2 separate regions of the Homo sapiens genome follow, and region 1 is linked to region 2. The links are chromatin loops, found by intact Hi-C in ENCODE. Cell type or tissue: PC-3. All regions are shown on one strand. Links, peaks and the distances in the headings refer to the core of each region. The heading gives the core; the rest is flanking DNA. Region 1 has its middle 190 kb from the start of LINC02343. Region 2 overlaps LINC02343 (long intergenic non-protein coding RNA 2343).

Region 1 (15,748 bases), core at 5,028-13,027, 300 kb before region 2:
TAATGAACTAATTGAAAAACTCCCCCCACCGGCCAATTCTGAAACAAGTGCCTTTGTTAGCTGTGTTCCAGGAGAGGTTAAATATGTATTTGATTGTGTGTGGATATAACCAAGACACTAACAATAGGTTAAATCCTTTGAAATTTCCAATTAAAGAGAAATAAAGTAAGCAAGAAATTCATAGTAATTATGACACTGTTGTGCGATGCTTTGTTATGAATGGAAATAAAAATATAATTTTATTAGAACTGAAATAAGGATTATGTTCTCAGATTAGAGTCAAAATGCGGTGATGAAATAAGAAAAGCTACTCATTTGGCACAGAAAGAGTACAGCAGCAGAGGAGGAGAACCAGCTAACTCAAGAAATAATTGAGACGTATGCTTCAGTCAATATCACCTGCCTCTGACTCCAGATTACACATTATGCTTTTGAGTCATGGAATCAATCTTTTGATATCTGAAATCTCTCTGCCTTTTTAGGTTTATCTTCATTTAAATCACAATGTTGTCATTAAAATTTAGACTATTTCTTGAGGACATTCCTGTTTTCCTGTTGCTGTTGGTTATCACCTTTAAATGAGCTTACCTGTTGAAAAAGTTCAGGGTGGGTTTCTTATCATTGTTCTTAGAGATGGGCTTCCTCAGTTGCACAAAGACTTCTGCAGCAATTACACTTTCTTTGTGAAGTTGTGAGTGTAGAACTTTACAAGCATTCACAAAAGAAGAGAAGATAGAGCAATGAACTCTCATTTATCGAATAATTTGCACTGTTGAAGTTATCATAAACCTCTAATAGCATTTTGCCAACATCGCTTAATCTATCCCCCCAATGTATTGATTTACTTATTTTTTCTTGAGTAATATAAGCAAATCCCAGACATCTCATTCCATCCATAGATACTTTGCAATGCATAAAAGATATCAAATAGTATTTCTTTAAAAAAAAGGAAAAAAAAGAAAGGGAAACTTGAAAAATACTGACCTCCACCCCTGCATTCAAGGTATCCAAATTTTACTTTCAAGGCCTAGTTCAAATTTGCTAGGCTCCCTCTCAGTAGGGGCTGCATCCTCTTACTTGCACATTTGGAAATTTATTTTCTGCTGTCTTGTAGCATGTCCTGAATTAACTTGACATAACATTAAATTTTGTATTTTTATTTAACTTCTCAAGAATTTATGTTGTTTCTAAAACTAGAACAGGGAAGCAATGTGGTATAAAGGAAAACACTCAAATTTGGACTCAAAGGCTTAGTTCTAATTGGGATTTTGCCATTTTTACTTAAGTTTTCTGAACTTCAGTTTCTATAGCTGTAAAATGAAGAAGAAACTGGCCCTGTTACATTGCAAGCTACTCACATTCTTACATTTTAATTTGCGTTTATTTTAATAACTTAATTTTTTAATATGGGATTAAAGATGTTTACCTGCATGAATACATTTCAACAGAACCAGAAGAATTGACTATGATTTTTTAACCCATTAAGATAGCATAAATCACAACACATGATTTATTTATTTGAAAGATTAAATAAGATAATGAATGTGAAATGGCTGGCTCACAGCAGACTGCAATAGATGGTACCTATTATTATTAGCTTGGGACCAACTACCTGGAAGCAAGAGACTGTGTCTTCAAAAATTTGTTTCTTACCCCACAGAGCTTAGTCCTGTGACTCACACACAATCAGGAGAAGGACAATTAATATTTGGGTCTTTGCCTTGCTGATATGCCAGGTAGAGAAATGTTTACACATTAGGAAAAAAAAAAAAAAAACCTTGCGATATAGAGAGTATTTTTCACAATATCTGGAGAGAAATTTCATCTGATTTGGAATTATAGGTTGAAGGACTAGACACGACCAGGATACGTCCTGAGACTGAGGGACAAATCCTTATTCTAGCCACACGCAAACAGCGGATTTTGAAAGCTGCCTCCAGCAATATAAAAGAACCTCAGAGCTGTGACTCAGCACAGGGTTATAACACTCTGATTTATCTTTCTCTAATCTCTTCCTCAAGGTCTGAAAGAATCTACTGTGCAATTTAGCAGAAAAAGTAGACAACCTCCGCCCGGCTCTTGTGCTCCGGTAATCCTCTCTCGAACCTGTGAGCAATTTCCAAAATCCGGTCTCTTTCTTCTAGCTCTGGTGTAAATGTCTTAGAAAGACTTGTAAACCAGAACAAGAATTCAAATAACCTGCCAGGTCAGTGTGCTTGCATAGACTTTTGAAGTTTAGAAAGATGTATGTATGACCAGAACCCCAAAGAGCTAAGCAAGATGACTGGAGGTTGCTGTTTCCAAACACCATGTCTGCACGCAGGGAAAATGTAAGCAGGTTTAATTGTCAGGATCTCAGTACTCTGATCCCGCCTACAGTCCATCCTCTCCCAGGAACTCAGAACTCTAAGCTCTTTCTCCAAGAACTGCTGGGAGGGGACCCTGGATTTTCCTTGGGGAAAATCCAGTGTTGCCAGGCTGATGACAGATTGCTGTTTGGTATTATTAACAGATATCAGTTGAGGTTGGCAAAACCTCTCTCCTTCCTTCTGCCCCCTTGCCTGTCGATATTTATTGATTCTCCATAGCGTTTAGAGCTGAATTTAACTCCCCATTTTTTCTCTTCTCAGCCTCTCCCTGTTAACAGGTTCATCCTCTAATTCTGAGTTGAAAAATGGATCCCCTTCCCTTCCAAAGCAGGGAAACTTGACTACAGGCGATCACATTTTTTTTTTTAAATGTGTTAAGAATCACAGCAGTTGTCCACTGTTGACAAAATGCTCAAAGGACAGAGGTGTGAGGGCTTGTGAGAAAATCCACAAATTCATCATGAAGTCCGTCATGGCAGTTAACTTGAAAACCAGGGATGACAATGTGGGTGACACCTCCTTCTTAGAGTGTCCCATCGCAGAGAACAGGGGTGGCTTGATCTGTACGGCATCCAGCATTGTGGGGCCTATGGTAAGCATTCCGAGAAATAGGGGGAGCATGTAGCATCACAGGCAAGAGGCGAGATGAATGAACTTTCTGTTCATTTGAGAGTGCAGACAGAGGTAGGAGGAAGTAGGTGGAAATGAATCAGTGAAATAAACCGGCATCTGCTCGCACACGGAGCATGCCGTTTCCTGACATGACTCACTGCCCAGCTCCTCCTGCCGCCTCTGACTCACCGTGCAGAGAGGCTGGTTTCTAAGGAGACCACTGAGGGCTGGGCAGTAGCCACCTGTGTAGACACTGTGCTCACATGGCCGTGGAGCCTGTTATCTAGAAAGCCTCATTTCTTTAAATGTCATTAGAGAGAGAGAGAAAAAATATTTCTTAAGGTTATTCTTGAGGTTATTTACAGACACACATCTGCTAGGAAGGAATGAAGTTCTTTGTTTGTCCAAAATAAGCAATTGATCCATGTTTTGGCCAACAGAGCTGTGCTAAATGCTGGGCACATTTGGAATGACTGGGGGATAGGGGAAGGATGCAGGAATGAAGAAGAGAAAAATGGAATTGATATTTCAAAATAAAATGCAAGTAAATCTATGACATATACTTACATAATAGTGGCTCACATGTTTAGTACTCACTGTATGATGGACATTGCCAATAAAAGATCAGTAAGCCCAGTTCCTCCCCTCTCAGAGCTAGTAGGTCCCAGGACGGTGGAGACAGCGAGCTTCTCAGAGAGCAGCTTTTCTGCAACTCATGGAGGGTGGAGAGAGAAGTTAATGTACCCAAAGTGAGAGACACAGATGGCACCTACAGGAGCCTTTCCATTCTCAGGCCACCCAGAATCTCAATTAGTCCCACACAATGGTGTAGAAGCTCTCATCTAACTTGGTTCATTGAATGAGTTTGAAAATAATGGTAATACTGTTTGTCAGTAAAGAGATGCTGGCAAAATACTCCAAAAGTTTCTGCTCTTAAAGAGTTAACTACTTCCCCTGAATACCTATTTGTATTTTTTAATAGCTTCAAAATACCTTATCACAGGCAATGGAAAAACAACAACAACAACAACAACGTCAACCTAGCCAGTGTCAAAACTATCGTAAGTTCCCAACTAATGAATTTTAAATTTTCATGAGCTTCTATTAGGTATTTTGTACCCTTAGTTTTTTTACGCCACCAACACTTTTCATCAAAAGGGCATGAAAACATTGTGTGTTTTTAAAGGGTAAGAAAATTCTGAGGTCTTATTTTCCTTTTAACCTTATGTTCAATAAGCTCACATCCTTGCAAAGGAAGTACATAATTCTACCATAAAAATCAGCCTTTCATGGATTCAGAGTTTTTAAGAAAGTCTAAAGTAAATTTATCTGAAAATAAATCTTCCTGAGAAAAAATACATTTTTTTCCTGGAGTCGTTTTTAAAAATATGACTTGATATTATAGCTGTATGAAGGAGTATCTGAAGTACTGACTTCTTATATCATTCCTTTACATTTTCCTCAGAGTTTTGAAATTGCTCCCTATTGAACGAGCCTATTCTCTGTGCAGAGGAAGCTTTTTACACCTTCTATAGGCGTGGAAGGCAGCAAGAATAGATCTCTGGATTGGATTGTTTCTGTTTCTCCCTCCTTCTCTCTCTCCCTTCCTTCCTTCATTCCTCCCTTCTTTTTTTCTTCTTGCCATTAATAAGCGTTTTTTGAACCCCAGAGTTGACCACATATTTGCTCTTCTACCTTTACTTTGGGTTTCTTTGGAAGATACATACAAAGATGGTATCTCAAGGTCCCTGGAAGAGTCAAGGCAGAGAAGATCCTCTATACATGAAAAGGAGGCAAAGAAGACATGGAGAAAGATGATGTCCTATTCTTAGTTACAAGTTTCACCAAATTAGTAGTGAGAGGATCATACATTTACAAGACCTGAAGATGGTAGATGCTCTTGGGAATATAGCAGGGTGGGCAGGAAAGAGGCAAGTGGAGACTCAAGTGCATCTCTTCAACACACTTAGACTTTAAAACTCCATTTCAGCTGGCAAAGTTTGGCAGTAGATATAGTTTTGTGAGAAGTAAAAAGACCAGATTGGAGCCATGAAAAGGAATAAAATTATTGGAGTTTCCCAGAGCCAGATCTAGGCTTTAAGTGGGAAGGAGATAATTCTTCACATTCATATCTTCATTCTTTTGCCCAGTTCAGAAGTTGCGAAAAATGAACCAATTGATGGCCAAAGACCAAATCTAGAACAAAGAGCATTCACTCTATTTTTTTTAGATATATGAGGATAGAGAATGAATAGCTTAACAAGGGCTCATCAGACGATCAAGAAGTAGGTCTTAATCCTGCTATGCTCCTGGCTTTGTGATAGCCGGGCATTCTCCATCCCCAAGGAGCTAATGGAGTAACTGTGCAGACACATAAAGATAAAAAATAAGAGAGAATGCTATGAGGACAGAGAGAGGAGGCATGTCCTTTTGGAAAACTTTGGGGAAGATTTCATGAAAAATTGATAGATTTTGGAGTATGGTTTCGAACTAGGTTTTGGGTTATAGGTAGTTTCACCACTAAGAGAAGAAGGTTAGGTCGAAGGAGAGTTATCAGGAACTTTTATTAAAGGAGAGAGTTATGAAAATGCACAGTGTCCAGACAACAGGGAATAGGTGCTGTAATTAAAAACATAAGTTATGGTGGAAGTTATGGCAAAGTCGTAAAAGAAGAGGCGGAAAATATAGAGGCCATGGTGCAAGATGTACTGATAGAGGCTGGCCATAGACAACAAAGCCATTAATTTACTTTTTCTTTTTTGGGGGATTGGTGGGGTGGGGATGTCGTGGGAAGGAGAATCATCAGTAAGGATCTGCTGTCAAGTGTCTATTTTAGACACCTGATTACAGGAGTGTGGAAGATGTGTGGGAAGACTACCTATTCTTTAACTACAGCTCCCTGTTGTAGGTTGAGTTCCTGGAAAGGAGCTTATGAGATGGAGATTTGCAGGTAGGAAGTTTATTGGAGATTGCTCTAGGGTGCAGGCATCAGGATTAGGCAGGGGGAGAAGTTGCTGCTACCATCACAACAAAAGCTTCAGGTTATTCCAGAGAGCCGCCCAGAGCTCGGATGGCATGTAGAGTTGTATCAAGTTGAGACAATGAGGTGAGACTTTATCTTCATATCACCTAGTCATTGGATAAAGAAGAGGGTGTGACCTTGGTCAGCTGAGGTCAGTCAACAGGAAGAAGAACTAAGCTGCAAGCTACCAGTTGTCACCATGATCAACACCTGGGGGAATGGGTGTTTCAGATCAATCCTCAACCCGTCTTTCCAATCTCTAGAAATTGGCACCACCAACTACCCTGTTAATCATACCAAAAGCAGGGGTACTTCCTTGGCTTCTCAGTTTCCTTTTACCCAGTACCCACTCCACTGGTAAAATCCTGTCAGCTCCTCCTTCAAGGTTTCATCTATTTCTAGTAAGAGTATGTTAATCCTAGTTCATGCCCCCTCATCTGCCATTGGGACAAGAGACTCCCGAATGGTCTGCCTGTTTCCACTCTTGCTTGTTTACAGTCTTTTCTGTATATAGTATCATATCAATGCCTGGGACCTAGGGAATACGCAATACATATAAAATATGTGAATGAATGATTTCAGAAGGTGTAATCTCTTTAGCCATAGAGGGACCACTCTTATGGAGAAATAGAGAATGTGTTGGCCTCTGGATGTCCTAAGGAAAAAAAAAAAGAAGACAATAAATAAATTTTGCATACTAGGGAATATTTTTATAGGGTAAGTCTTATAAATGTCAACACATGCCAAACACATGTCAAAGATTTTAGTTCATTTATTAATGAGGGACCCAGTCAGAAGTCACAGCCTGTTCAAAGATGAATTCAAACTATTGCACATTTATAATTTATAAATAATGCTGAAATACATTAATAAGCAGTTGCAAAATTGGATTATTGGAGACAGAGAGAAGAAAAGATCAATTACATTTCCACCAGATACAATTTATTTGCGTCTCTATAGACAAGAAAGATCTCCACTGCACTCAGTTATTTCACAAAGATATACAATTGTTCAAAGACAATGAAGTTGCAGAAACCCTATAGAATCAGTTAATCCAGAAAGATGTGCTTACATAATACCTGGTTTTCCATTGAAGATACCCAGTAATCTTTCTGTCTCATTTCAAAGGCTTTCACAATTTTTTTCTTTCATAGGGAAGAAGAAAGGAAGAGAGAAAAGGTAAATAAAACCAAGATTTCATGGACAGTGCTGGTTTATGGGTTATGTGTTTTCCTTGAGAAATAATTAATAGCAAGTCTTTTTCTCTCAAAAATGTCCTGGTTGGAAGATAGGATGTATAGTCACCCTATTTGGAATTCACTGTCATTTCATTATTATTTACTTAATACCCCTTATAACATATAACCAAAAGATGCATGTAGTAGAGATAGAGCTACGCTCTGAAGGATTCAAAACAATTTAATAATTAGTGCTTTACATTGAAGCTATTAAGGCTATAGCAGCAAATCAACCATGTGAGTTTTGAAAGCAGCACAGCCAGGAACAGCCATAGCTGTTTTCTAGGCTGTCTCCTAAACATGAACCCTAAACCATCCATCTGGATGAATTTAGTCAGTCTCTGATTCCATTGATCATTGGATCTTCTCATCGTGGGAGATGGCCCCAATGCTTGGACAACATCAGTTTCTAAAACATAAGGCATTTTGTGTTTTCTGGTAATACTCCAAAGCAAAAGCCCACAATAATATTTGTGAGTATGCATTGATCAGGGAGTGAGAGCAGAAAAGGACAGGATAACAACCATCCTATGGCTGTAATAGTCTGCATTTATCATTTCTCAAAACTAGACGAGCTGAATAAGTCTAAAGGACTGAATTTGCTTCGGATTTTCTTTGTTGTTAAAATACACTGACCTACTCCTTTATTTCCACAGCCTCTGACAGCTATAGAAGCCATAAATCTCCTTCTTTGCCCTCTCTTTCTTTTGGTTTATACTGTAGAGGGGTTTTCAAATTCTATCACCTCTGGCTTCCCCTACATGGCATCATGCTGAGAAGCAGGCAGCTTAATCAGGCTCCCAGAACTTTTAAGAAAGCTTATGAGATAGAAAGTGCTTTTCTATAAATCTTAGAGGATTTGCTTACTTTTCCCTCCTCCTTCAAACTAGGAAGTCACATTGTGAACTGTAAACAGAACTCATTCCCAAAGGGATTAAAGCTAAATTTAGAACCAACGACTTAAGAACTGTCTGCAAACAAAACCACATGTGAATCAGCTCTATGGAACAATAGTTTGAACAAATGCAAACATAGTTACTAAAATGTTTGCCAATCGCAAGCTCTAATCAGAGTTTGCTTTATTCTGAGAAGCAAATGAGAACTCTGGAAAGGGTGTCAGTTCGTCATTTGTAAGCCCTCTTTGAAATGTTAGGTCAGAGTGAAAGTTGTAACGTAAAAGTCACTTGAGTGTTGGCCTCAAGTATCACTGTATTTTGGCCGAGCCTCTGATTTGTATGTGGTGAGAATCTCTCTTAGAAACATTTTTGAATCATTGACATTTACAAAACAAGTCATTTGCCACAGAGGGCAGGTCCCTGAAGTCCGTTCTTGAATACAAAAGGAAAACAACTAGTGCAGCACCAACTCAGGCATACCAAACTCACCTTCTCAAACTGGAAGATTTCATGCCACAAGCATTTTGTAGCAGCATTCTCGGAATAGTAGTAATTATAACTAACATTTGCCTTGCCCTTTATGGTTTGCAAAGTGCTTCCAACCCAAGACGTCATTTCAGAAGTTCTCAGCATGGACCTTGTAGGAGTGGGGAAAGGGAGAGACTGTTCAGCAGCAAGTGTCAAAAGACTGCCCTTTTCAGCTACCATTTTCCTGGCCTTTGCTGTTGTGAATCCCTACAAATAAGATTCTCCTGGAAAGGAATATAAAATGTGGTTGTTATAGTCCTTCAGAGTACCTCCCTTGCAGTACTTGTTTTACATAAATACTCACTGAGTTATATACTACATCAGGAAAGGTTTCAAAAAGTGAGTACTAATTAAACTTGGAAATAGTTTTTTAAATCACAAAATAGTCAGAAGTCTGTATCTCATTTTGGTTTCACATTCAGATCAGTCCTAAAATTGGTCAGACTTTCAAGCAAAGTCAGGCATGCCTATCTGTATATTCTGAAAATTAGGTGAATTCATTTATATATTCAGTAACTATTTAAGTACCTACTCTGTCAGTGTCTCCCATTTTTAGATGATACAAAGATTCATAAAACCTCTGCCTTCCATAAGTTTATACTCTATTAAAGATGAGAAGGTACACACATAACACTTAAGATGCAAAATATCAAAAGTCTAGAGAGATGAGAATTAAAATCTATTTCTGAGTTAGGAGAATTAGAGCAACCCTCACAAAGTAAGGTTTGACTTGGGCTTTACAAAGATATATGAGAAAAGGCATTCCAAGGAGGAAAAATAGCATGCAAGATGGGAATATATAGGATGTGTTTGGGAAGTGGTAAGTTATCCATTATGGTAGGAGCACAGATGATTTAAAAAAAAAGAAACCTAAATGAATGACATTCTTATGTGGCTCTGATAATTTTTTTCTGTGCACAGCCTAAAAAAAAACCTCAGATAAAATTTAAATTTAAACCTATGCCACATATTAACATAAAATCATAGTTATATATAGAGACAAGTATATAGCTCTGAGTATAATTATATATGTTCACAACTGATTCACACTCCTATTTTTATAGCTATTATATTTCCTTTTTTTCCTATAAAGGAACAAAAAATGTTTCCTTATTTAGCAATAATGCACTTTCTTTTATCATTAAGCAAAACCAAAAAAAAAAACTAAATGAGCAACCAAAATCTACTGCCCAAAATGATCATTGTTCACATTTTATGTATATTCTTCCAGCTTTATCATCTACTATATAAATATAAATATGTTTTAAAATATTAGAAACATTTTTCTTTTTACCAAAGATTTTTTTACAAGTATTTCTATTTCTGTTGCTGCATGATATTCCATTATATGGAAGTGCCAATATTTTTTTAACCAATTTCCTATTGTTAGACATCTGGGTGGTCTATGGTTAGCAATGAACAGCCTTACAATAAACCTTTGCTTGCATCCATGAATATTTCCTTAGGATAAATAACAAGAAGTGACCTTCCTACTTCATGGTGTGTGTGTGTGTGTGTGTGTGTGTGTGTGTGTGTGTGTGTGTGTGTGTAGTCTAATTCTATTCCATAAAAGTTATACCTTTCTTGACTCCCACCTGCAGTAGAGCTATATTACTTCTCAAAGAAAATGATATAATCTCTCAGAAATATGGGATAGTCAGAAACACAGGGCAACTTTTACATTTGAGCAGAGACATTAAATCACTAAGACCTGTGTGTAGTGAGTCTTCCAACTGACATATCTTTCAACCAGAGAAGCCCTCCTTTATCCATGAATAAGCATCAGTTGCTATTCTCTACATCATGGATTCCTCTCCATTACCACCTTAGCCCTGAAAACACTTCTATCTACTCCTAATATAAGCCACGTGAAAAGCTAAGATTTGTTGCTATTTTTCATTATGCTGAGACTGATCACAGAGGCATACTATGGCAATCACAGACACTAACCTGGCGGTAAGTCAGGGCAATTTCATTACAAGTGCACGCTTGCATTTTATGCCCCTTAATCACTGTTACTGCTCTCCCAAGCAGCACATTCTTTCAGCTTGGATTTTGACAATACGTTCTTTGTCAGAGGAATGCTGCAAAGAGGGTGAAAGGGGCTGCTATTGCCAGAACAGTTCCCTGGCACCTGAGGCGGAGGTACTTAAAAAAGCCACTGTGTGCATTTACACTTGCTCCATTGGTGCACACAGCCTTACTCAAAAGAATAATGATAATGCAGGTAACAGTCTTATCTGGCTCAGCGGTTTTACCTTTTCATAGCCTCCAGATGTTTAGTGGAGTTTTGCTTATGCCCACTTCTTCAGAAAACTTACCTAGTTGTGTTAAGGTCAAAGGTACAATGCAAAATTCCCTGAGACCTGAAGAGCAGCTCTATCTGAGATGACTGAGTAGCCAACTTGCTACGCTGTGCCTCTTCTTAAAGCGTCTGTGAGCCGGGAATCACAATTATTGAGAAAGGGTCATAAATTAAATTAAATGACATGTAGAAAATGTCTGACATGTCAGAAATGTGGCCAAATAGGAATTCCTGAACCACAGTGACAAGGAAATCAATTCCATAGCTGGTGGTTGATTAAACCCAACTTCAAGCTGTCTTCCTGATATCCAGCTTCCTGGTATAGTATTTGCAGAGAACGCTTACCCAAGGTTGGCTCTAAATGAGTAATGTTATACAGACTGTGAACAGCCTTCGAAACCATGTTAGCCTACTAATTATTTGTGTGAGAGGCTTTTCTCTGGCCTGTGTTGACCGACGAAGAAAGGTAGAACCACTAGTCATGGGTAGTTACCCACACCGGGTAAAACACTTAAACAATGCCGCCACAATATTATTGGTAGAGGTGTTGTGCAAAATATTTTATAACGCATATGGAAGGAACTGACCAATCAAAACGGACAGAATAGACATCAGCCATAAAGAATTGGTAACTGTGCTGAAATAGCTGAAATGCACTGCCTGAATATCAGCCTGGCTTATAGATAAGTGTGTAGATAGCAAAAGCAACATCCATTACTGAGAACCTACCATGTGCTAGGCACTTATGTGGGGCACTAGAGACATGTAATAAGCATAGAAGCCTGTAAGATCAGTATAGCCACATGTAGTAGTAGCAGTAGGAGTAGCAGTAAGAGTAGTAGTAATAGCCATCATTTGTTGAGGCCCTATTAGGCACTGAGTGCTGTTCATTTCATTGAGTTTTTGCAACAACTCTACACCAACAACTCTACAAAGTAGGCATTATCATCAGATTACATGGATGAAATAACTGAAGCTCTGAGATGTTAAATAACTTGCCCAAACCATTCAGATACCAGAGCTGGAATAGAAAGTTCTATCTCTGTGGAAGCCCATATTCACTCCACTATGCCGTGTGGCACCTCCTTGGAAATTGCACTGGTCTCGGCTCTGCCTCTAGCAGACCACTTAGTCTCTTCATTCTCAGTATTCCTGTCATAAAATTAGGAAAATAATATCTGTACATACTAACTGCTCAATGAATTTTAAATGTATGCTTCAGGTTCTTAGCATATGTGCTTTATTAGCAAAGCACAATCCCATCCCTTGAGAGATTTGTAACTTAGGTGGTTAGATAAGATATATACATTAAACATTTATATATATATATATGTAAAACATATTAATGTGTCCCTCGCCTTTACCTGGGCAAGTCTTTCTGTCTGTTTCTCTCTCTCTCTGCTGGCCTTAGTCTGTGTACTCTGTCTTTGTGCTGAGGTAATGGTGAGAATTATATGGGTCTATTATTGTATAACATTCCAAGGTAGCATATACTAAGTTTCAAACAAGTGCTATGGGTGTCAGATATGAGAAGCACTTCTGGAAGTAGGCGGTCTGAGCATCTAAGAAAGCAGATTTCAGTGGCGGCTTGTTTTATGCCTTGAGGGGAAGGTTGACCAAAGCTGTGGGTATGTGGAAAAGAAGGGAAAGGCATTTTAGATAAGAGAAAATGCATGATCAGAGACATGGGATTGGAAATGTGAAATTTGTTTGGAGATTAGTAAACAAATCTCTTTTACTGGACTTAAAAGTTATTTTTCATAGCACAAAATGGCAAGAATAATAAATGCCAAAGAGTCAGGCAAACATCACTCAAAGCAAATATGCCCACGTCACCAAACTTGGTGTTCTAAGAATATAAAAAAAAGATATCAGTTCCTGTTATTCTTTTCTCAGAATAATACTCTTTGATATGAATATACTTAAAACCATTCAACTGTACATTTAAAAATGGTTAAGATAATTAAAAAATAAAACAAAAAACAAAAAACTCATCAATACTCTTTAGGGAAATGCCCAGTCTAAGTGCCCCAAGCCTTATAATTATCTTGGTTATAACATTTATCCTGCATTTTAATTGGTTCTTTTCTTTTCCATCTCCTGCATTAGCCTGTAATTTCTTTCTTATTGGTCTTTGTAATTCTAGGATTTAGTGTCTGACACATAGTATATAGACTAAATATATTTTAAGCAAATTAAGGGCTTCAAGTAAGCAAAAATTTTGAATAAGTTGCATTTAGCTTACAACCTTAAAACCTTCCCTAACGCTCTTGAGAATGAAGTTTAGGGTCAGTCAGCATTAAGGAGTATATATAATCTACATGTGCTGGGCATGAAATGGTTAAGCAGCAAAGCCCAAGGCCTCTGCAGCCACTGGAGCTTTTTGATCATACTGTAGGAAGCACGGTAGCATGGTCAATAACTTCTGTGGACATTAGATTTTTTTCAAGTAAATTCAATCTGTAAATTGTTCTCTTCTAGGCAAAAAGCCAGGGAGACCCATATAATTCTCACCATTACTTCAGCACAAAGACAGAGTACACAGACTGAGGCAAACAGAGAGAGAGAGAAACAGACAGAAAGACTTGTTCAGGTAAAGGCGAGGGACACATTGAATGTTTTAGCCTTCTATTAATCTATTCAAAAACTAATTATAAAGAGAAGAAATACAAGACAGAAACAGAAATAAAGTTGTTAGAGACATTGCTCTCACAAGAGAAAGATGGAGAATTTCTTACATTACATGTTATTCCTTCTGTAAGGAAAAGAATATTTGAAAGCAGACCAGGTAAGGCCAAAGAAAGCACCTTATTTTCTGTCCTATCTTTAACTTTGCTTTGATATATCCATGAAAACATACAGAAAGCCCTAAAGTCACACAGCATTAGTCACTAAGCAAACTGATCAATGATTTGAAAACACTTGGAGAAATTTCTCTAAGGTAAAATGTATTTGGGTTGGATTGTATCTGTGTGAATGGCCCATTCTGAAGCCTGGAGTATTTCCTGAGGTATTCCCTGCAACAGGGATGAAGGCAAGATCTGGCTTCTGCTACCGTGTACTGTATGCCTTGTAACAGGGGCTCTGGACTCCAAAAGAGGCTGCAGTAATCAATAACACAGCATGGCATGGCATGCAAGGGTACTAGGACATTGTGTATTGCATGCTGTTCTTAGAGGTGGAGGCAAATTCTTTATTCATTGAGGAATTTATTCATTCGATCATTTTTTAAATCCATTTGACAAAAACGGTCTAAATTTCCTCATGTTTGGTGTTAGAGTGACACAGATGTGCAGGATTGATTTGGTCTCTGCTCTTATGACACAACGGTCCAACAATGAGAAAGAGTCAGTTAAATATGAATTAAAATAAGTGTAATAGGTGCTTTGTTAGGAAAAAAATATATACTACAGGTACATAGGAAGAAATATACATGTGGGGTTCTGGGGGTGGGAAGCAAGGACCTGGAAATGTTTTTGTAGAAAGTGACTTTTATACTGACCCTGAAGTCAATGTTAAATAGTGTTGGAGGTGTTACAAGAAAAAGAAGGGAAATCTGAAAGCAGGAGTGTCTTAGTCGATTTGTGCTGCTATAACGAAATACCACATATCTTTATTGTCCAGCCTCTACTGATTACCCAGTTTCAAAGTCAGTTCTACATTTTTAGGTATTTGTTATAGCAACACCATGCTTTCTGTACTAATTTCTGTCTTAGCCCAGTTGTGCTGCTACAACAAAATGCCTGAGACTGGCTAATTTATAAAGTATGGAAATGTATGTCTCACAGTACTGGAGGCTGGAAGTTCAAGATTATCGTGCTGGTGGTTTTGGTATCTGTTGAGGGCTTGGTCTCTAATTCCAAGACGGTGCATTGGGGAAAAATACAATGTCCTCACAAGGAGGAAGGGATAGAAAGACAAAAAGAGACCCAGAGTGTCTCCTCTAGTTTTATTCCTAAGGTCACTAATCCCATTCATGAGAGCTCTACCCTCAGGACTTAATCACCTCCTAAAGGCACCCCTTCCTAATACTATCACATGGCTATTAAATTTTAATGTATAAATTTTATATGGGACACAAACATTCAGACTATAGCAGACCTCTAGAAAGAGCTGTTGCCAAGCGTGTCCACCCCTAGATGGGTGAAGTACCACAGTCTGTAAAGAAGGCTGTCATGTTTGGAATGTTTGCCTCCTCCAAAACTATGTTGAAATTTAATTGCCATTGTAGCAGTATGGTGGGACCTTTAAAAAATGATTAGGTGATGAGGGCTCCACCTTCATGGGTGGGATTATTGCCATTATAAATGGAGAAATTTGTTTACCTCTTGTTCTCTCGTTGCTCTTATACTCTTCTGCAATGTGAGAAATAGCATTTGTCTCTCTGGAGAATGCAGTGTTCAACATGCCATCTTGGAAGCAGAGGCTGGGCCCTCACCAGACACCAAACCTGGATCTTGGACTCCTCAGCCTCCTGTTCTTCATAAATTATCCAGTCTGCAGTATTCTGTTATAGCAGCACAAAATGGACTAAGACAAAGGCCAAACCTGAATGTCATAAATAATAGCTATTTCTATCAGAAGTTCGGTTTGATAAGGCCCACTGATAGGTTTTAAATTAAATATAAATTTGGCAATCCAGTTTTTGTTTCTCAGTCAATTAAAATGGGTTAGTAGTATCCAAAGAATATGTCAGCAGTTTTCATAAGAAGCATCTAGATTTCCTGATAGTGTATGTTTGTTCTCCTGGAACATTAACACTACATTCCGAACACCCA
Region 2 (15,748 bases), core at 4,949-12,948:
CTTTGTCTTGCCCTAGTACAAACACCACAGAACCATGGATACTGTGATTCTGGGTTTCCCTACAGCTGATTGGAACAACGATAAGCACCTGACTGAAGATGGGTCAGTAAGTCAGAGACCTTTGCCAATAAATTTGGAATTGGGAAGAAAACAAAATGATGACAGGAAAGAACAAAGACAGAGAAGTTGTGATAGGCAGCCTCTGAAAGGGCTCCCAGTGATCTCTATCCACTGGAGTGGATGTCTCTCCCATCAGTTCAGTGTGGGCTGAAACTAGTGTCTCATTTCTAACAAATAGAAGACCTAAAACTGAGAGAATGTCATTTCCATGATTAGGTTTCAAGAAGACAGAGACTTCCATCTTGCGTTTCATCTCTGATCTCTTTCACTTGCTCAACCTGATGGGAACCAGCAGTCATGTTGTGAACTGCCCTAGAGAGGGGCCCATGTTGCAAGGAATTAAGAGGGCTTAATAACCTTCAAGGAACTGAATCCCGCCAACAGCCAAGTGAGGGAGTTTGGCAACTTCATTAGTGAAGCCTTCAGATGAGACTGCAGCCCTGGTCAACACCTTAATTGCAGCCTCGAACGAGACCTTAAGAAAGAGGACCAGCTAAGACAAACCTAGATTCTTGCTTCCACAGAAACTGAGATAATACATGTTTGTTGCTTTAAGCCATCAAGTTTTGGTGTCATTTGTTACACAGCAATAGGCAACTAATACAGAGAAACAGAGGCAGTGACCCTTTTGGAAGCAACGTTTAAAAGATATGAACACAGCAGTTGAGGACGACCACACTATGCCATGTAGAGGAGGGTGAAAAGAACTGAGTCTTAAAAGAAAAAAAGCCTTTAGGAATAGGCACGTGAGAAGCAGATGCAGAGTGTGAGTGAGAACACAGAGTGGGTTCCCAGTGGCTTGCCAGTTCTCCATTCCAGTCCTTCCCAAGGCCTGGCTGCACTCCTGTCTTTGTGTTCTGTGAAATCTCTGGTACTTCATAATAAATTGTCTTTATTTTCTTTATTTATCTCAGTTGGTTTCTATAACTTGCAATCAGAATCCTAAAAGCCTAGGATGTATCAAGTTGCACAGCTGTGATTTTTGAAGGCAGCCAGACACTTGACAATGAGTTTGGCAGTTTAAAGAGGCTCTTGGCTTCAGAAGCACCCAGATGTTCTGAGCCACCTGACTTTGGGTCATAAGAAAGCGAGCCAACTTCAAGAGTATCTAGTTCTCAACCTACTGCTCTAATCAATGATCAACCATGGCAAAATCTATTCCGTGTTAGGTGGTTTGAATAATATTTGTTCAGAGCTTAGAGATCCCAGCTGAAAGCTGTTTGAAATACACAATATTGCTGTTGACACAGAACAAACTGTTATCCTTTCTTCTAAAGAACACAGTGATATTTTTGGAAAGCCCTTATTATATTACATGATGGAAATACATATCCAGATGAGGCATATTTTAATTCTTAGAAACAGCCTAACTACATAAAATGTACTATTCTCTCTTAATCCAGTTAAATCTCTTTGGTGTTTTCTGTTTTAAAGTCGTGTCACTGCCTAATCACTCACCATCTTAACAAAATTCAAAGCAGTTTACATCTTACAGGCTTGGTAATAAAACAGAGACTTAAAAGCAATAAACATCTTTGAAACAATTCATCCAGCCCTAAAATGGTGCCAGAATGAGTTTTGGAATGATAAGTTTGAATTTAAAAATCAAAATTTGCTCTCAGGCTGGGACTTAAAATGTCACAAATACATTTTCATAGCTAAGTTATAAACCTTGAAAAATGGCCTAGATGTCCAAGCAAATACAGATGCACTGCAATGCTTCTTCAATGCTGTCAGGACACCCACTTGGGGTCTCTTCATGCATATATCCACATGCATGTGTGTTATCTGGATTTTTGCCTTATTTCCATGTGTTTAACATTCATTCTTATGTTGAAAGAACATGTTTGGCATGAGCACCGTTTATCACTGGTGCTCCCCTACTTCCCCTTGTCTCCAGGCTCCTTGACCGTGGTGAACACCCCATTTCCCCTTCCTGAGGGCCATATCACACAAACCTCGAGGTCCCAGGCAACAGGAAATGAGCAAAGTGTCATGCATTAGAGCAAGAGAGTATGTTAAGAGAGGTTGAGTAAGCTTGTTGTGGTCACGTTTTGGAGTGTTTTACTCAGGTGCACGTGACACCAACAGCCTTCTTCATCCACGAGGGTACCCTCCTCTTGCGTATGCTGACTCTACCATGCTGGTACGCCATGAGTCTGCAGCTCCACTGCAGCTGACTGCAACAACATTAAACATCTGACATAGAAGGCATTCCAACTCATTTTCTTTATTTTGCAATTGTTTCTAAGTTGTTATTATTCAATTCATCCTCAAAACAAGTTCTCAGGGGTAGAGTTATCAATCTCTGGTTAGACTTTTCTTCCATCCCAATCCAGCCTTAAACTATAATTGCTTGGTGTCCTGTCCTTCCAGTCCCCATCTGCCCTCTATGCTTAGTTGATTGTCATACCCATCCATGGGCAGGCAGGTTTTTTCTACCTGCTCAGATGATCAAATTTGCATAGTCACGATTAGCAGGCCATGGGAGCTGGGATCTTGGCTGCAATTGTCAATTGTTCTACCATTGACAATTGAATAATAGCATAAAGAGTTATCTCTTGAATAATAGCATGAAGAGTTGTTGTCAGTTCTGACATTTATGATGACAATAAAATAAAGAATATCTGGATAAGAATATTAAATGAACTATATGGAGTTTGCTAATTTTTTTACTTTGGAGAATATGTGCCTGTGCATAGCCTCAGCTCATGAATGTGTATCTCCCCTACAATACCAAATAGCCATTTTCTAGTCCATCAGCTTGGAGGCCTCTTCCTCCCCAGATGCTCAACTCACTCCTTCCCCTTCTTCAGGTCTTTCTGCTCAGGCGTTGCCTCGTTGTAGAGGTTTTCCATCACTGTCCTCTATCAAATAGCAATCCCTGCCCCTCTGCCACATACCCTGTCTTCCTTATCCCTCTTTATTTTTCTCTATGCTTCTATAACATATTATTATTCATCTTCCTTCACTAGAACCTAAGAACCATGAGGGCACAAACTACTGTGTGGCCACAGCCTGGAACACAACCTGGCATTCAGGAGGCTCTCAATAAACCTCTATGGTAGGAATGCATACAATCAGTATATATTCAAATACAAAAAAATCAAAATTTCAGTAAATCATGGTTCTAATTCTTGATGAAGCTTAGTTGGCACAAGAACTGTCTTACTTGGCTATTTGGGATATCTCTCTACAACTGATGTTGCTCATCTTTTTGCTGTATTCTTGCTCCTGTCACACTGATCTATATCAGGTTGCTGCCTTGTATTATATCTGATTCACAGAAAAGTCTCGCTCTCTCTATCTGCAACTACTCAAAGTGTTCATTATAAGTCAAGTTTTGATCAACTCTATACCTCTAATTATCTCCATTACTGATAGCTTCTGTGCAGCTCTCTGCAGTGTTAGAATTAAAAATGTCCTCCTTTCTCAAGTGTACTCTGCACAAGTGGTGGATGAAAAGTCTAAAGCAGCTTCCTTCCAGGTTCTGCTTTGCAGAGCATGGGTTTATGCATCACCCAGACCCATGTACTTGCCTTGGTGTTGCTTAAAGCCATGGAGCTTGGTTGCTGCTACTACTTCTGCTACAAATGCAGGGCTCTGATCTGTTTCCCTTTGTTGCTTGGGTGCCTCCTCTTCCACACAGGCCGTGCAAATACCCTAGTGCTTCCCTGTCTTTGCTCAGCGCATACATGAGAAGTGTGTAACTGTGAAGTGGAGGGTACTAATATACCACACAGGCAAATTTTAATCAATAGGAGACAGAAGCCGGTAAAATAATAGTTCTTCTTTTTTCCCTCTGGAGTGATGATTGAAAGACACAGTAGCATCAAGCATCCTCTCCAAAGCTTCCCAGGACACTAGGCAGTCCTTTCTTCATGAAGTGCTGCCACCTTGGAGACCCTTCTATTTGCTCACCCTCCTTCCCTGCCTCACTCCAACTCTTTCTCACTCCTCCTTCCTGGGATTCACTCTTCAATAACATGTTGGCACAAAAGCCTTATTTCAGGCTCTGTTTCTAGGGAATTCAGGCTAAGGTTATATATATAGAGAGAGAGAGCTTTTAGAGGAAATAAAATAACTTTCAGGGAAAAAAACACAAAAATGTAAAATAAAATAAAAGCAAAGACAAAATAATAAAACAAAACAGTAACTAAAATTGTTTCATTGCCTAAAAGTTATTATTGCTTTTATTTCCTATGTCATACCAGAAGAAAATTTTTCTAAGTAGAGTGGCTTGATTTTGCTGGATAATTATTTGGATCCCACTAATATGTATGCTTTAAATGTACTTCAGAATACACAATGTCTATTCATATACTTCGTTTCATCTCATCAATAATTAGGAGGACAGTCACTGTTGGACGTATTAAAGAGTGAGCTCAGTTCTTACTCCCATACCACCTAAGAATCCTTTGAAGATAAAGCACTCCTGACCTAAGAATGAAATAATAATGATAGTAATTTCAGTCTGCGTGATTAGAGAAGGTAGAGATCTGTGGTCCAGCAAGGTACTGTAGGCTCCTTAAACAGATCACATTTTGTCTTACGTGTATTTCTAGCTCTAATAAAGTTAATTCACATTGCTTGTGGGTTCTCTATAATTATATTATTCAGATTTGTTTTTTGAAATATAAATTTTCCATGATGTTAGTAAAATAAAGAGTTTTTCTTAAAAGCCAACTTAGGAGTTTGAAACAGCATATTCAGAGCTTAGTGCCACAAAATCAAAAGAGGGAAAAAAAATTGCCTAATGAAGTAAAGAGTCTAGGTATGATCTCAGTCATACCTGGGCTCTGTACCTGGCAGGGCATAAACCTTCAAAATTTGAATGCTGAACAGCTAGTTGTGAGTTCCTTTAAAAGTCAGTACAGGGGCAGGCGACCTTTGGGGAGTGGCGTCTGTGAGTCAGTCATTTGGAAGTTGGAACATATTCCCCATGGAAACAATATCCCACATAGTGACTAAGTCCCCATGCCAATTCCTCAATGCTTATTTAACCCAAAATGCACTTGAATCTTATCTCTGGAGGTTATTTGGGTGAAAGGAAGACAAGGGAACAGAGAAAATGGACTTCCTCTGGTTTTCCTGGCTCAGAGCTCTCTTACAACTTTTGAAAAAGGACAAAATTGGCCAGGCACGGTGGCTCATGACTGCAATCCCAGTATTTCAGGAGGCAGAGGTGGGCGGATAGCTTTAGTTCAGGAGTTGGAGACCAGCCTGAGCAAAGTAGTGAAACCATGTATTTACCAAAAATACAAAAACTTAGCTGGGTGTAATGGCGCACATCTATGATTCCAGCTACTTGGGAAGCTGAGGTGGGAAGATTGCTTAAGCCTGGGAGGCAGAGGTTGCAGTGAGCTGAGATTGTACCACTGCACTCCAGCCTGGGTGACAGAGTGAGATACTGTCAAAAAAAAAAAAAAAAGAAAAAGAGAGAGAGAAAGAAAGACAGAAGAAAGAAAGAAAGGGAGAGAGAAAGAGAAAGAAAAGAGAGAAAGAAAAAGGAAGAAAGAAAGAAAGAAAAAGAAAGAAAGAAAGAAAGAAGAAAGAAAGAGAGAAAGAAAGGACAAATTTGGCTTCAGCCTCATCTCACCTTCCTCCCTTCAGCTGTTTCCTACCTTTCAGATTTCCTCCCAAAGACCTACCTCTCAAAGCAGGGCACCCACAGTCACTCCACACCCACCACCTACTGCTCCATCAGAGCCTGCACCCCGAGGTCTCTCTGTGATCATAGGACCTGCCCCTGCTCAGAGCTGCCCCTCACAGATGCTCAGGATGGGCACAATTTGCCCAACTACTTCACATGACTATGGGACTAGCCCATCACATACCATCACCCTGCCAGGAGCTTAGACCGTCGAAACAGGTTGGTTTTACACAAAGAGGTGTTAACATAAGAGTATTTGTTAACGTATTACATAAGCTGAGGAAGTATCCCAGGGCCTGACACACTTGAGGTGACCACCCCTATAGAGTAGACCATATTGTGGATATATTGCACTGCAGTGATGCACAGATTTCCAAACACCAAGAGAGAGAGATCAATTAGAGTCGTTTTTTCAGCTCCTAATTCCCTATCAAATGGCAGGTCGTTTAGGGCAGATTGGTTTTCCAGAACTCTGTCCTCTGTATCAGCTCCCCTGAGATGACTCAACTCTCCATGGTTTCTTTACTTATGAAATTACACACGTCTTTTTTAAAAGAAACAAAGGTTGGATGTGTTTTCCCTGCCTCCTATGGTTGTGCCAAGGGCCTCTGCTAGAAGGAAGAAAAGACAGACAGAGCAGGCCTGGACAGCAGTTGTCACCTGGACACATGGATGATTGGTCATTGGGGACTGATTATTGAATATATAAAATAAAAATCTGGCTGAGTATAACTTTTGTTTTAGGCAAAAATATGAACTTCTTTATTTACCAAAATATTTAAGTCATAAAAAAACCAGACTTTTTGCATTAAATGCAGTGATTAATGTTCTGTCCTCCTCTAAGTCAGCACAATGAATGACTACATTTGCTTCTTGAATGTAGGAGCCCCCCAGTCCTGTTGACTCCCATCTCTTTCTTCCCCACCTCTAGGACCTAGAGCAGGACTTTGAGGACAAAAGGTGTTCAATAAGTGGTCTTATTAAAAGTCAGTTTACCAAAACTCCTACTTTCTTCTCTAAAAGCCACTAAATATATCCAAGGGTGGAAAGAAACTGCAGATAACCAACGACAAGGCCTTTTTTTCCCTCTTAAGTGTGGTCTTTGGACCAAAACCAATTGTGAATCAAAACCAAGCACATTTCTGACTCCCACTACAGATGAGGTAGATAATGTCAGCTGGGAGCAGGTGGGAAGGGTCGCAGCCCAGCACTGTCATCTGAGCCCGTTACTCCAATGAGCCTGTTAGAATGCTACAATCCAGCATCTTAGAAGGCTGCATATCCTTGCAGATAGGGGAGGAACAAAAAAGAATAAAAGGGGCCATATGGAGCCAGGAGCTTGCCCCCTGGATCAGCAGTTCAGGATGGGCATGAGAGCACTCTGGGTGCCTGGAAAATAGGCTGTGCCTGGCAGTCAGGGAGCACCCTAAAGGAGGACTGAACTGCTGAAGCACAAGACAGACGCAGGAGGCAGCAGGCAAGGCCCTGGAGAGGAAGCCACTAAGTCACCAGGAACCCTCAGTGTTGAATCAGCAACTGCAGTTCCTTAGAACATTCCAGAAGTGTCCTTCTCTCTCTAAGACGAAAGATACCTCCCACCCACCTCCACACTCTCCCTAAGTTTCAAGGCTCTCTCTGTTATTGTGTGGATGATAAATTTGGCATTAAATGAAAGTACTGTTATTAGATGTGTATTGAGCACTCATGTTCCTGCCTTATCCTTCTTTCATTATTTATGAAAGATGAGGAAAGCTCCAACCTGTCTCTCTGAGATAAGAAGGGTGAGATAAGAGGTGGGAGATCTCAAACAAGAGCCTGGTCAGCCACAGCCACGGCAGTGACAAGATGCTCCAGAGGAAAGTGGAACCCAGGGCTCTGGACTACATCAGCATCACTGCCCACCTGAGGCTCTCCTATCAGCCCTGTGATGGTTAATACTGTCAACTTGGTTGGATCAAAAGATGCAAAGTATTGTTCCTGGGTGTGTCTGTGAGGGTGTTGCCAAAGGAGATTAACATTTGAATTAGTGGATTGGGAGAGGCAGACCCATGTTTAATCTGGTTGGGCACTATCTAATCAGCTGCCAGCATGGCCAGAATAAAGCAGGCAGGAGAAGATGGAAGAGCAGACCCACTGAGTCTTCTGGCTTTCACCTTTCTTTCCATGCTGGATGCTTCCTGCCTTCAAACATCAGACTCCAAGGTCTTGAGCTTTTGGACTTACACCAGTGGTTTGCCAGGGGCTCTTGGGCATTCAGCCACAGACTAAAAGGCTGACCTGTTGGTTTCCCTACTTTTGAGGTTCTGGGATTTGGACTGGCTTCCTTGCTTCTCAGCTTGCAGACAGCCTATTGTGGGACCTCACCTTGTGAATGTGTGAGTCAATACTCCTTAATAAACTCCCCTTCATATATACATCTATCCTATTAGTTCTGTCCTTCAACAAAACCCTAATACAAGCCCCACCCTGGAATTTGTTTTACAAAGGAGATATCTTTCCTTACAGTCTTCTCCTGCTTGGTTATTGGTCTAGTGTGGATATTTGCCTTCTTGTGTTTTTGAGACATGATCAAATGACTGGATGGATAATGTGTGTGTATTTTTATTGATGAGGAACCTCACACATAAGAAAAGAAACCTGATAAAGTCAAGCCAGGAAAAGCGCAGAACATGGCATTTGCTCCTAAAGAAGGCCCTCATGAAGTAGCTTTAAACAAACTTTGCTTCCTTCAAGAAACCACCTTCTCTAGAGAATACCTGTTGGAGAGATTAAGTATCACTTGCCCCATGAATTTCAGCGTGATTCATTCGGCAAGCATTACTGAGTGCCTGTTATGTGCAGGGCTCTCTACTAGGCATGGGTAGACAGTGAGTGAAACTAGACACAGTCTTTGCCTCCCAATTTTAAGAAAATGCCTCCTGATTGGTAAAAATCTGGAGACCTCTCCTCCTTTGGCCCCTGGAAGGGAATATGATATTCCTAATAAAGACATTGTCTTTCCTATGAGACACTTCATAATTTGCTCAGGAGGGGAGCTCAGATTTACACTAGAAGAGAAACTGTGAGGTCTCCAGTGAGTTTGGGGTAACTGTGAAATGAATCATTGCCAGTTGGTCTGTGGGAAGATCAATTCCCATACAAAGCACCAAACAGAAATTCTGGAGCCAACTGACATCTGCACTTTATTCCTCCTCTCAGTAGCATCACCATTCAAGTGGCTGTTACACTTTTTATTCTCCACCTGCTTTTGGTGATTTTACTGAAGGTGAACAAGCTTGAGGAACCACCTGAAGAAAGAAGGAAACCTGCCCTTCTGAGCTAGTCTTTTAGATAGCAGCACTGAGCAGCGCAGATTGACGGGATCAAAGCTGTTGGGGTCAACTGCAACTACTGGTTCTGCTGTTGTCTGGTCTATTCACTCACCCCTTCTAGACTAATTTCTGGAGACTTTAGCAACTCGTTTTTCAACAAAATGCAGATGACTTCATTTTACTTTGCCTTAAGCTTTATATAACCTAATACTTAATATGCGCTGAGTAATTCTACTGTACCCCATCAAAAAGCAGTCTGCAAACATCCCAGAATATCACGTCACTTTGACTTGGATCATAATAACCTATTAACCCTCTTACTGAAATCTCAGTTTTGTGAAAACTTGTATTCTAGAACCCTGTTGAAAGCTACAGAGTTGACCCAAATACCCTCAGCAAGGCTTTTTATATTTTATATTTGGCTTTCAATAGCTGGAAATGCCACAGCTTCACTTCAGGTTGGTTTTAGGGTTGTTTAGCTGCTGTCCTTTCCTCTAACACCTAACTCATTATCTTAAAAGCCTAGAAGAGTTAAATCATAAAGTCTGATTGTTCAGGGCACCTTAAATGGTCAGAGTACGGAGCTTTCAGCAAAACCTTGGGGATTTTTCCAATAGCAGCCAACCATAGCTGTACAAACACATTGTAATGAAACTTGACTGTGTCTTGCTGTCAAACAAGTATATGTAGGTATAGCACTGAAAAACTTGTTTGAAAGTCTATGTCCCTGGGGCTCTTGGAGGAAGGCTGTCTTCTTTTGCTGCCTATACTTCGGGGAACTGAAGTCAAAAGCACAAAACAACATAGTCAGTTTGTCTCTGGGAATGCCTAGCCCAGTGCAGTGTTGCCTTGTTACAAGTTCCTATGACATTTACCATTCCCTCGTGACAAGGGGCCCTCACCTTCATTGTAGGACATCCCTCTACTGACTCATAAGGTATAATATTAGAAACCTTTTCTGCTGGGTTTCTCATGCCTATAATTCCAGCACTTTCAGAGGCCAAGGCAGGAGTATCTCTTGAGCCCAAGAGTTAGACACTAGCCTGGGCAACATGTGAGACCCCATCTTTACTAAAGAAATAAAGAAATAAAAATTAGCCAGGTGGGGCAGCACATGCCTGTGGTCCCAGCTTCTCAGGAGGCAGAGGTGGGAGGATTGTTTGAGCCTGGGCTGTCAAGGCTGCCATGAGCTGTGATCATGCCACTGCACCCCAGCCTGGGTGACAAAGCAAGACTCTGTCAAAAAAAAAAAAAAAAAAGGTCAAAAGAAACCACTTTCTGATATAATACAGACATTTTATTTTCCTGTGAGACCCTTATTTCTGCTGATTCTATAAGATCATTTGAAACAGGTTTGCCCCACTCTGGAGTTTACTTCTTCATATCCATGTTTCCTTTACAGAACCAGAATTATCTTTCTTTTCTTTCAGGAACAAGTTTCTTTGACACACTGTTTTATTTCAAGCTTCTCATTTTTATTCAGTTACTACTTTCATTTGTTTATTCATTCTTTCAGTAAGTGTTTGTTGAAGGTCTGCTAGAAGCCAAAAATCATTCTCGGGCCAAAGATATGGTAGTGAAAAAGACAGACAAGATCCCTGTTCTCATACAGTTTATAGCTTAGGGGATAATAATAGCTAGAATCATTGAGTGCTAAAGACTTTACACTCATTACCTCCTTTAATTCACACACAGTCATATGAGGGAAGCATTAATATCCTTATTTTACAGGTGAGAAAAGTGAAATTCTAAATAGCATGCCCAAGGGACCCCAGCAATCAGGAAGGAATCCGCAACTGAATTTGGATCCACTCACCTCTGCTAGTTATCAAGATCCAAGCAGGGGACCCGGCGTTGCCTGTACCCCACCATCCAAAACTCCTGCTCACACATGTGCCTTTCCCCTTTCCTTTGGCATTACTATCACACATCTCAATTGCCTTTCTTGATTGTCTCAGAGTCTCCCCAGTAATTCCCACTTATACAGAGCAACGGCTATATCTATATTCATGGTTACTTTCAACACATGATTACCAAATGGGAAAACATCTGTAACATAACAGGTTTCCTTTCTGTCTTAATTATGGGCCTAGCAATCAGAGGAACTTTAATATTTAATATCTAAGCAAAATACTTAATGATTACAAAGTGATGTTCCACTTTTGATGTAAAATCAGAGCTGAAGTGAACTCTAAGAAAATCAACTCTATTTGCCTGACACAGAGGCAGGCCAGAGGCTGGAAGAAAGAAGGCATTTAAACTCATTAGAGCTGACCTATATAACCAACTTGGGTCTCAGCTCTGGTTTTTGCTTTGCTTTTGGTTCATGAATTATACAGGCAATTTAACTCATGAAGATAAATGAGGCTTTTCATTGTCAATACCCCTCCACACCCCATGACGCAGATAAGCTGATAAACAGGCTGCTAATTTTATTAACATTTTGCAATGTATGATTCAGTGTTGTTCACTGTAAAAACCAAGCTTCCTTACTTTAAATATTTACCTTCTTGCCCCATTGTGCTTTGCCTCCAGTAAGAGTTGGAGTACTGCCAATATTGTTCTCCCTGTGATAGGTGACAGATTTCAATAATTATCAGAGTATATCACTAAGAGATCTTTTTTTACATTAAAATGAAATACCAGGACTGCCTAACAGATGACAGTTTGAAACTAAGGGGGAACAATTTCTATTTGTAATAAATTATCTTAAAGATCCCTGCCTATGAGTATTTATAGAGGGTCACTAAGAGTAGCTTGACTTTGCCAAACCTGTTTTAAAAGGAGCCACCCCCAAAATTTAATAGCATTTGTGTTTTGCTGGTGTCATCACCGTGTATGGGAGGAAGATTTTGAGATGTCTGGTTAGGCCCTGGAGGATTTGCTCTGCACAGCAGAAAACAATGGAGCCAAAAAAGCGAGCTCTCCCCCCAAAACAATGTCAAATAAATGATGATGACCCCCAGGTTTCCTGGGTGAGAGAAGCTAGAAGGTCAGGGACTGACAAGGCAGCTTCAGATAAAGAGTTGGAACAAAAAGTATGAATAACGTCGGGCTTTAAGAACACATTTTCACATGCCGCTGGCATGCTTTATGTGTTTGTGCACAGCCCTGATGGCTTTACTACTAGGAAACTTATTTACATTTTACCGGGTATCAGGAGACCTGGTTCAGAATATTAGTTTTTTTACCTAACTAGCTAGGTGACCTTCGGCTAAGAAATTAACTTGAGTATGTTTCCTACCATTTCCCAGAGAGAGCTGTTTTAAGGATAAGGTACAATGTGACATAGTGTTTGGCCCACGGAAGTGCCAGTTTGTAGCTTTTTTCTTTACTTACAATTTATTATTGTTGTTCTTATTGCCACTGTCACTTATTTTGGGAGTTAAAGTCATTTATATTATTTTTTTCCAAATAAGGACTATATTCCCCTGGCCCATCTGGCATTAGGCTTGGCCATGTGATTTCTTTGAGCCAATGAAATGTAACTGAAAGTGATGCATGTCGCTTTAGAGTAGAAGTTCTGAGGTCATGCTGCAGTGCTGCCGTTACTCTTTTTCTGCTGCCACAAAGACAGCACATCCCAGATAGGAGGTTCTTTCCATCAGAATACCAGAATGAAGAGTACATACAGAAAAGAGCCATGGTTGACCTGCACCTGACATGTAAAACAACTTAGAACAAAAACCTGTATTGTAAGTCACTAAGAGTTGTTTGTAACTGCAGCAGAACCAAGAATAACTTGGCTCTGATACACCTAATACATACCCTTGATTTACAGGGTTGGGGTAATTTGGAAAGGCAAAGATTTCAGCTATGATCCCACCTGCCTTTAGAGGTTCTACTCCAAGCCTCCCATAGTATTAATATTCGGCGGTTCAGAATCTTGAGGAGGCCATTGTGGCAAAACAATGGAATACCTTCACAAGTTATTTTTATTTCTCAATCACTTCTAATCATCTCCAGCTCACCCCACACTAAAACCCTCATCTATGTTTGCATAGAGCATCTAACTAGAACATCTTCAAGTGCAAAGAGGAATGGATACTAAAAATCCTTAAGACATACTGTTGGGGAAACAATGCCTACGATATAGAAAGAATCTTAAGAAACATGTCTGGCAAATATATAGGAGCAGAAAAAAAAGGGCATTTTCCTCCAGTGAGAAATCTGTGAGGCTTTGTTGAGCCGCCACTGTTCTAAGAGTTGTAGAGAATACAAATGTGATTAAGGTACATGCCCTGTCCTCCACGAGGTTATGGGTGAAGGAAAATAAGATAGTGCACAAATAACCAAAATTCCAAGTGACCGTGATAAGTCCTATAGAAAGATACAAACTGCTATGTGATCACAGAGGAGCAAGGGAGGACCTCCGGCTGAGGTTGGAGAAGGCTCCTAGAAGCAGCTGATCATCGTCCTGTACTTCTGCAGGCTAGATAGCACTTCCGTTATCAGGTATTGGGGTGGAGGAGAATTCCAGGGGAAGAGAACGGCAGAATAAAAGTATAAACAGAAAAAATAAAGTTATTTTCAGGAAATGGTGATCAATTGTTTGATTAGGCAGAGGGTTCATGAGGAAGTAGTGGGAAGCAAGGTTATGACTTGGCTGTGTTAATGCTAAGGTGGGGAAGGCACTGAAAAAACTAAGAAGGGGCAAAGACTTTCTGGGAAGCAATTCTGTGTCCTTGAACAGGGAATGACTCACCTGAACTGCATTCATTCCAAGTTTTACTTAAACAAGAGAATCAAATGCCTTGGCTAAATAGCAAGAATTAGAAGATCTAGTCAAGATGATGGCCCAAGCCCATGTGTTTTACTCCCTCTCTTCCCCAAAATTCCACTAAAATGTCAGTAGTAAAGAAGTACAAGAGGCTGGGCACGGTGGATCACACCTGTAATGCAGCACTTTGGGAGACCCAGGTGGGTGGATTGCTTGAGACCAGTCTGCACAAGATGGTGAAACCCCATCTTTACCAAGAATACAAAAGATTAGCCGAGCATGGTGGCATGCACCTGTGGTCCCAGCTACTCCCAGATACTTGGGAGGCTGACGTGGGAGAATCACTTTAACCTAGAAGGCAGAGGTTGCAGTGAGCTGAGATCGAGCCACTGCACTCCATCCTGGGTGACAGGGTGACTCCATCTCAAAAAAAAAAAAAAAAAAGAAAGAAAGAAAGAAAAGAAAAATGACAAAAGGACAAGAGTAGTACAGGGAATCTATCAACCAGACAGAGATTTTGATAAATTTCTGGAAGATGGCCAGTTGGTAAGATTACATTTATCGATAAGAAAGCATGCAGAAAGTCTCCACTCAGCATCAGAGGTAGTAGCCACTCTTCCCAGTCAGCTCAGCATATTTTTGAAGCTACAAACTGGTAAGTGAAGATGGCAGTGGGCAGCCAGGCAGGGGTCTAGGGGTAACTGAAGGTCTGTCTGTGAAGCAATATCCCACCCCCACCTCTGTTTTCTCAAGCCCCTAACAGCGGTGGAATTTATCACCAGGATAAGACTGGGAACTGATCTATAAAAAGGTTGTTATCTATCAAGGAAGGGCTAGGGGTACTAGCCTGTGGGTTGCTAAGACCCTCTTCATTTCAGAGGAGTAGAATGTAAATACAATTGTTGCTCTGTATCCCAAGCTTGCACAGCTGTGGATTCAACCAACCCTGAATGGAAAATATTTGAAGAAAAAAAAATGGATGGTTGCATCTTTACTGAACATTTAAAAAAATTCCTTTTTCTTGCCATTATCCCCTAAACAATACAGTATAACAACTATTTACAAATGATTTACATTGTATTATAATAATTTAGTGATGATTTAGAGTATACAGAGGATTTACGTAGGTTATAAGCAAACACTATGCTATATTTTATCAGGGACTTGAGTATCCATGGATTTTGGGATCCCAAGGAGGTCCTGGAACTTCCAGGGATATCAAGGGATAACTACACTGGAAACTTTAACAGTGTGAAAGTAATGGAACTGCTATCAGAAGGAATGAATGGAACCATAATTTCCTCTCCTAAGTCGTATCTGCACATACTGTCTAAAGTTGACAGAATAAGACAGGTTGGAGTATGTTTTTTAGACGTATACAGGTAACCAAAATAAGATCCAAACTTTTTTTTTTTTTGAGACAGAGTCTCTCTCTGTCACCCAGGCAGGAGTGCGGTGGTGTGATCTCGGCTCATTGCAAACTCCACCTCCCGAGTTCACACCATTCCCAGGTTCACACAATTCTCCTGCCTCAGCCTCCTGAGTAGCTGGGACTACAGGTGCCCGCCACCGCACCCGGCTAATTTTTTGTATTTTGTTTTAGTAGAGATGGGGTTTCACCATGTTAACCAGGATGGTCTCAATCTCCTGACCTTGTGATCCGCCTGCCTCAGCCTCCCAAAGTGCTGGGATTACAGGTGTGAGCCACTGGGCCCAGCCAGTAAGATCCAAACTTTATAGCACAACTAAGAAAAAGTGAGAAGTGGAAAATGAAATGAAGAGAAGATTAAGTATGCCGAATTCCTCATCTTTCATAATGAGAATTTACTGAATATATTTACATTTTTTAAAGTACAAGAAGTGTTGCTGTAATCATGTAATTTATATATATGGAGGTAGCCACTAGAAGAATAAAACCAGATAAGATTAAATACTGTGGCTTCT

What was found. Peaks named below come from ENCODE experiments on the same cell type or tissue, not always from the same donor. Only the 100,000 strongest peaks of a DNase experiment are listed, where the experiment ranks them.
Region 1: it touches region 2 in a loop (4-fold over the local background); 5 of 110 quality-filtered maps call a loop at or near these places.

The regions. Positions count from the first base shown.
Region 1 is chr13:34,154,066-34,169,813 of GRCh38, forward strand. No RefSeq gene overlaps it. Among named protein-coding and RNA genes, the nearest start is that of LINC02343, 190 kb to the right of the region's middle. RefSeq lists an enhancer at 2,488-3,687 and a silencer at 3,196-3,255. In PC-3, for the core only: no CTCF peak of the experiment used is centred there; a DNase peak (open chromatin) is centred at 8,176; H3K4me3 peaks cover 1,271 bases; H3K27ac peaks cover 2,534 bases.
Region 2 is chr13:34,457,914-34,473,661 of GRCh38, forward strand. The region is part of intron 2 of LINC02343 (long intergenic non-protein coding RNA 2343); the gene reads left to right. The region is part of intron 2 of LINC00457 (long intergenic non-protein coding RNA 457); the gene reads right to left. Among named protein-coding and RNA genes, the nearest start is that of LINC02343, 120 kb to the left of the region's middle. In PC-3, for the core only: a CTCF peak has its summit at 9,204; DNase peaks (open chromatin) are centred at 5,018, 11,518 and 11,868; H3K27ac peaks cover 5,551 bases.